2 separate regions of the Homo sapiens genome follow, and region 1 is linked to region 2. A link is an interaction called in ENCODE POLR2A ChIA-PET data of the cell type or tissue named here. Cell type or tissue: CD4-positive, alpha-beta T cell. All regions are shown on one strand. Links, peaks and the distances in the headings refer to the core of each region. The heading gives the core; the rest is flanking DNA.

Evidence for each region. ChIA-PET counts read pairs that join two places held together with the same protein. Peaks named below come from ENCODE experiments on the same cell type or tissue, not always from the same donor. Only the 100,000 strongest peaks of a DNase experiment are listed, where the experiment ranks them.
Region 1: POLR2A ChIA-PET joins it to region 2 with 16 read pairs; 6 of 35 experiments call an interaction of 5 or more read pairs at or near these places.

What each region holds. Positions count from the first base shown.
Region 1 is chr3:195,608,047-195,610,962 of GRCh38, forward strand. No RefSeq gene overlaps it. Among named protein-coding and RNA genes, the nearest start is that of APOD, 26 kb to the left of the region's middle. In CD4-positive, alpha-beta T cell, for the core only: no CTCF peak of the experiment used is centred there; a DNase peak (open chromatin) is centred at 1,445.
Region 2 is chr3:195,548,561-195,551,476 of GRCh38, forward strand. No RefSeq gene overlaps it. Among named protein-coding and RNA genes, the nearest start is that of PPP1R2, 6.7 kb to the left of the region's middle. RefSeq lists a silencer at 1,754-1,803. In CD4-positive, alpha-beta T cell, for the core only: no CTCF peak of the experiment used is centred there; DNase peaks (open chromatin) are centred at 751, 1,751 and 2,351; H3K4me3 peaks cover 2,070 bases; H3K27ac peaks cover 2,364 bases.

The sequences.
Region 1 (2,916 bases), core at 170-2,669, 59 kb after region 2:
TGAAATTTTGGAAGTCAAATTTGATTGGCTTCATGCTGTTTTTATTAGGGCTTATTGTTTGGAAAATTAAGTCTCCTCTCAAAGAATGAAGGTTTTCACCTTTTTTTGAAGTTCTTGAGTTATCACTCTGGTTAAATGAATGATTTATTTACAATAACCTGTGATCCTATTTTGTGATATCAAGTGTTTTAAACCTTTGATATTTGACAAACTTTCCAAAGTCAAATTATAAACTATGTCTTTTACTGACCTAGTTAATCCTGTAAGATATTAGATTCCTAGGGGGAAATGTGAAAGGAAAAGAAATCTTGGGGCCCCCAAAATCACTAAGCTAAACGGAAAAGTCAAGCTGGGAGTGGCTTAGGGCAAACCTGCCTCCCATTCTATGCAGTCATCCCTCCATTCACTGAGATAAATGCGTATCTAATTGCCTCCTTTGGAAAGGCTAATCAGAAACTCAAAAGAATGCAACCATTTGACTCTCACCTACCTGTGACCTGGAAGCTCCCTCTTTGCTTGAGTTGTCCTGCTTTTCTGGATGGAACCAATGTTCATCTTACATATATTGATTGATGTCTCATGTCTCCCTAAAATGTATAAAACCAAGCTGTGCCCTGACCACCTTGGGCACATGTCGTCAGGACCTCCTGAGGCTGTGCCACAGGCATGCAGCCTCAACCTTGGCAAAATAAACTTTCTAAATTAACTGAGACCAGTCTCAGATATTCAGCATTCACAGTATCCAAAAATCCAATCACATCTGAAACTGCCTTTGCAAAAATTATCACAGTGAGAAAAAAATGGCAGTGAAAGAGATCTGACCTGGCCAACCTCCCTCTTGCCTTTAGCCTTCAAGCTGCTTTTAATTATTCCTGGGTTTAAGCCAAGCTACATGTGGGAGTCATTTAGTTTATAGTTTAAATGATAGTAACCCTTCCCTCAAACTCAACCAGCCTTGTAACACTGAGAGACCACCAGGCTAGGAGGAGGAGATGAACCTAAATTCTGCTAAGGTGTAGACATAAACAACTGTGAGGCATTATTCCAGAAGCCACAAGATATGCAACTTCCTCAGTTACCCCTGCAGATAATGTTACTTTTGTAGAACCTAGGATTGGCCTTCTGAGATATCTTCTCAGGATTTTTTGCATGTCTGATGACCGATGGCTCCACCGGGACCAGCTAGTGGCTTCTGTTTCCCCACCCAGAAGCAACTCAGAGAAAGAGGACAGCTTTGACGCCCTATGATTTCATCTCTGACCCAATCAGCACTCCCCATACCCTAGCCCACTACCTACCAAATTACCTTTGAAAAATCCCTAACCTCCAAGACTTAGATGAGTTTGATTTGAGTAATAACTCTGCCTCCCACATGATGTGGCTGGCATCATATCAATTAACCTCTTTCTTTACCGCAATGCCATGGTCTCCATGAACTGATTTTTTTTGTGCAGTGGGCAGGAAGAACCCATGGGGCAGTTACACATCTTGAAAGAGAAGCTCTTCCTGTGAGGTACATCAACTGTGGTTAAGAATCTTACGTACTTATCATTTTTTGTTGTTGTGAGAACATTTAACATCTACTCTTTTCTTTTTCTTTTCTTTTTTCTTTTTTTTTGAGGTGGCGTCTTACTCTGTTGCCCAGGCTGGAGCGCAATGGCGTGATCTTGGCTCACCACTACTTGCTGGGTTCAAGTGATTCTCTTGCCTCAGCCTCCTGAGTAGCTGGGATTACAGGCATCTACCACTCTTTTAGCAATTTTATTTATTTATTTATATAATTTTTTAAAAAATATCTTTAACTTTTATTTTAGATTCAGGTGGTATATGTGCAGGCTTGCTATATGGGTATATTGCGTGATGCTGAGGTTTGTGGTATGAGTGATCCCATCAGCCAGACAGTGGGCATTGTACACAAGCAATATACATAATGGTGTGGTATGGTGGCACATACCTGTAATCCCAGCTACTTGGTAGGCTGAGGCAGGAGAATCATTTGAACCCAGGTGGCAGAGGTTGCAGTGCACTGAGATCATACCACTGCACTCCAGCCTGTGCAACAGAGTGAGACTCTGTCTCAAAAAAAAAAAAAAGAAGGTGGTTTTATAATCAGCTATAAAACTCTAAAAGGTGCTCTTGAATGCAGGTTTCTGCTAACTTTGGAGATTGTGACATTAGAATAGAGGAAAAACTTTCGGGACTCATGGAGAGCTGAAATGTTCATGAATATCAAGCAGAACAGGAATTAACTGCATGGACTGAAGTAATCTTTTTGACTTTTTGCTTAAAACGTTGTTGATCTTTTGTTTTGTTTTTTCAGAGTCAAGGAAACTTTTCTTTTGAGCTATTGACAGCTTTTAACAAGTTATTGTACTCCTATGAACAAAATTTGGAGCATATTCATTTCTCTCTACCTGATTTCTCCAGAATTTGGCAACTGTTTGTGAGTATCCTTATCACAATATAGTTATTTGCATAAGTGCAATAATAATCTGTCTTTATTTGTAACAGGACACAATTGGAGAAACTGGTTATTTTACCAGCACTTTGACTAGAATGATGTGCTTTCCTTTAAGGAATTAAACTTGTTTTATGGAGCCAGTAAAAGCCACATGCTCTGTCTACACAGTCGCTGAACAGGGTTCCTGCCCTGTGGTAAGTAAAGAATGTCACTTTCCGACAGGCCCAGGAGCCCCAAGTTTTACCTTGGACCCTCAAAAGGAGAGGAATTCATGCAACTCATAGGTATTTGATGGTACAAATCCATGGCAGGGCTCAGCTTTAAACAAGTCTTTTCTGAGATTCCTTCTATGGAACAAAGTTTCATCAAAGCCAATTTAAAAGCCTGTGTAAAAAAATAATTATTCTAGCTGCACTGTATACAAATAATCAGGCCAAGAATAATAAAGGAAATCA
Region 2 (2,916 bases), core at 297-2,796:
TTTGAGTCTTTGATCAGCCATTTACATGTGAGAGGGTGGTAGAGGTACAGTCACTTACACATTCAATGAATCTGCATTTTTTACATAACATAAACATAGGGCAGAGGAAGCAATCAGATATGCCTTTGTCTCAGGTAAGCAGAGGGATGTCTTTGATTTCTGTCCTTTGCCCCATACCTGCAAAGATAAGCTATCAGTATACATTGCCAGGGTGAGATTCAACAGAACTGTTTTAGAGTAAAGATCTGGGAGCCCACAGGAATTACCCTGTGGGCAAATTGTGAGGGAGGTCTGTAGCTTTATTATCTTGTAGCTATCTATTTAGGAACAAAATGGGAGGCAGGTTTGCAAGACCCAGTTCCCAGCTGGACTTTTCCCCTTTGGCTTAGTGAGTTTAGGGTCCCAAGATTTATTTTCCTTTCACAGTTGAATCAGGGAATAAATGAGTTAACTGTTCCTAAATTCGACCTCCCCAATAATGGTGTCCATAACAACATCAATTTCTTGGAAAGCAATCTGACTATATATCTTGTTCTGCATGGCTAAGGAAGGCATTAGCAGCTATAATGCTGGAAAGGAAATAATAGAAATAAGAAAGACTGCTGAGTCAATAGAGAATGCATTACAAAGAGGAAATTGTCCTGTCACCAGTCAGAAATCTTAATTGAGGTCTGTTATGTGCCAGGTCCTTTTCTAGGTATTGTCTATTGCTTAGTTTATTGCAGAAATAAACTACAGCAGGTACTGTATTTCCTCTTTTCATTTTAATTTAATTTAATTTAATTTTTTTTTGAGGTGGAGTCTCGCTCTGTCACCCAGGCTGGAGTACAGTGACGTGATCTCGGCTCACCACAAACTCTGCCTTCTGGGTTCAAGAGATTCTCTTGCCTCAGCCTCCCAAATAGCTGGGATTATAGGTACATGCCACCATGCCCAGCTATTTTTTGTATTTTTAGTAGAGATGGAGTTTCACCATGTTGGCCAGGCTGGTCTCGAACTCCTCACCTCAGGTGATCCACCCGCCTCGGCTTCCCAAAGTGCTGGGATTACAGGTGTGAGCCACCACGCCTGGCCTCCTCTTTTCATTTTAGGTTCAGAACCCTTTCTTTAAAAAGTTCATTGTTAGGCCGGGTGCAGTGGCTCATGCCTGTAATCCTAGCACTTTGGGAGGCCAAGGCAGGTGGATCACCTGAGGTCAAGGGTTCGAGACCAGTCTGGCCAACATGGTGAAACCCTGTCTCTACTAAAGATACAAAAATTAGCCAGGCATGGTGGCAGGCATCTGTAATCCCAGCTACTCGGGAAGCTGAGGCAGGAGAATCCCTTGAACCTGGGAGGTGGAGGTTGCAGCAAGCTGAGATCACGCCATTGCACTCCAGCCTGGGTGACAAGAGTGAAACTCTGTCTCAAACAAGACAAAACAAAACAAAACAAAGTTTGTTATTAGATACGCACATACACACACAAGTCCACCCCTCATTTCATGTGTCTCTCCCAGCTCTGGCTCTGGGCTCCAGGAGAACGCTGTTGCTGTTTTCACAAAGGCATAGCTTCCTGTGTTCATCAAGTGTACCTGTGTTATCAGGTGTTTTTATCAAGTGGTTCTCTAGACAGGACTCAAGACCCTCTTTGCGCTCCCGTGGCTGAGGCAGGTGGGGGGAATCCCTTAGTAGGAACCACAAGGCTCTCACAGGATAAACTGCTGTCTCGTTGGTTTCTCCCCCAAGGACTTCGCCAGACTTCATCAGAAGAAAGCAGTGCAAGAGGGGACTGCAGAGGAAAGCTGGGGCTTGGGAAACCAGCAGCAGGGGCCACGTGGGCAGGTGGTTTCTGTGTGAACCTCTGATCTGTGCAACATAAACAGGAAATGTTGAAGGCTTCCAGTGCTCTTTTTTGATGTCGAGAACATTCTACGGCACAAAAGAGTTTGCCTCTCACTGTTTCTCATATATGGAGGTTTTCTAATCAGCATCCTGAACAGAATTGAATTAAAAATAAAAACCAAAGTAAAACTAGCTTTATCTCTAGATTTTAAAATTTTCATTTTTTTTAGGGTGGCACCTATACTGTTACCTTGTAGGTACCAACTAGAATATTCTTTCTAACTGCCTGTCATTCATGGTTTACCTACTTGGAAGCTTAACCCTGTCCAAGACTGGACCCTAGTCAACACAAATTTTATCTTAATTTTATGAAGGTCTTTCCCACCCCTAATATTCTGGCATTCTTAAATATGCTGCTCAGCTGTGCTTGTCAAAGGCAATTGCGTTTGCTACATTTCAGAAGAGAGTCCAGACAGAGCCCATTTGGCTCTGTGCTAGGAACGGCTGCAGTGCAAGACTGTGGAGCTCTGTGGCTGACCACAGCTGAAACTCACTTTGATCTTGCTAGATGCCGCCAAGTTGGAAAAAATTAACTAAGACTGCAGGGTCAAAGAGAACGCATAAAAGCATTAACTGCTTTTGTTTCATGTTTCCTCTCCCTCCATAGAGAGACAGAGAAATTAAGAAAATTGCTGGATGTGGTTGCTCACACCTGTAATCCCAACACTTTGGGAGGCCAAGGTGGGTGGATCACCTGAAGTCAGGAGTTTGAGACCAGCCTGGCAACATGGTGAAACCCTGTCTCTACTAAAAATAGAAAAATTAGCCAGGCGTAGTGGCGCGCCCCTGTAGTCCCAGCTACTTGGGAGGCTGAGGCTGGAGAATTGCTTGAACCCAGGAGGCAGAGGTTGCAGTGAGCTGAGATCATGCCACTGCCCTCCAGCCTTGGCAATAGAGTGAGACTCAGTCTGGAAAAAAAAAAAAAATTAAGAAAATTTATACAGAGTGGGCAGGAACAAAATCTTCTGGTGAATCAAGTCTGCAGGCTTATTAAATGTGACAGTATGCTTCTTGAAGGATTAGAAATAAAATA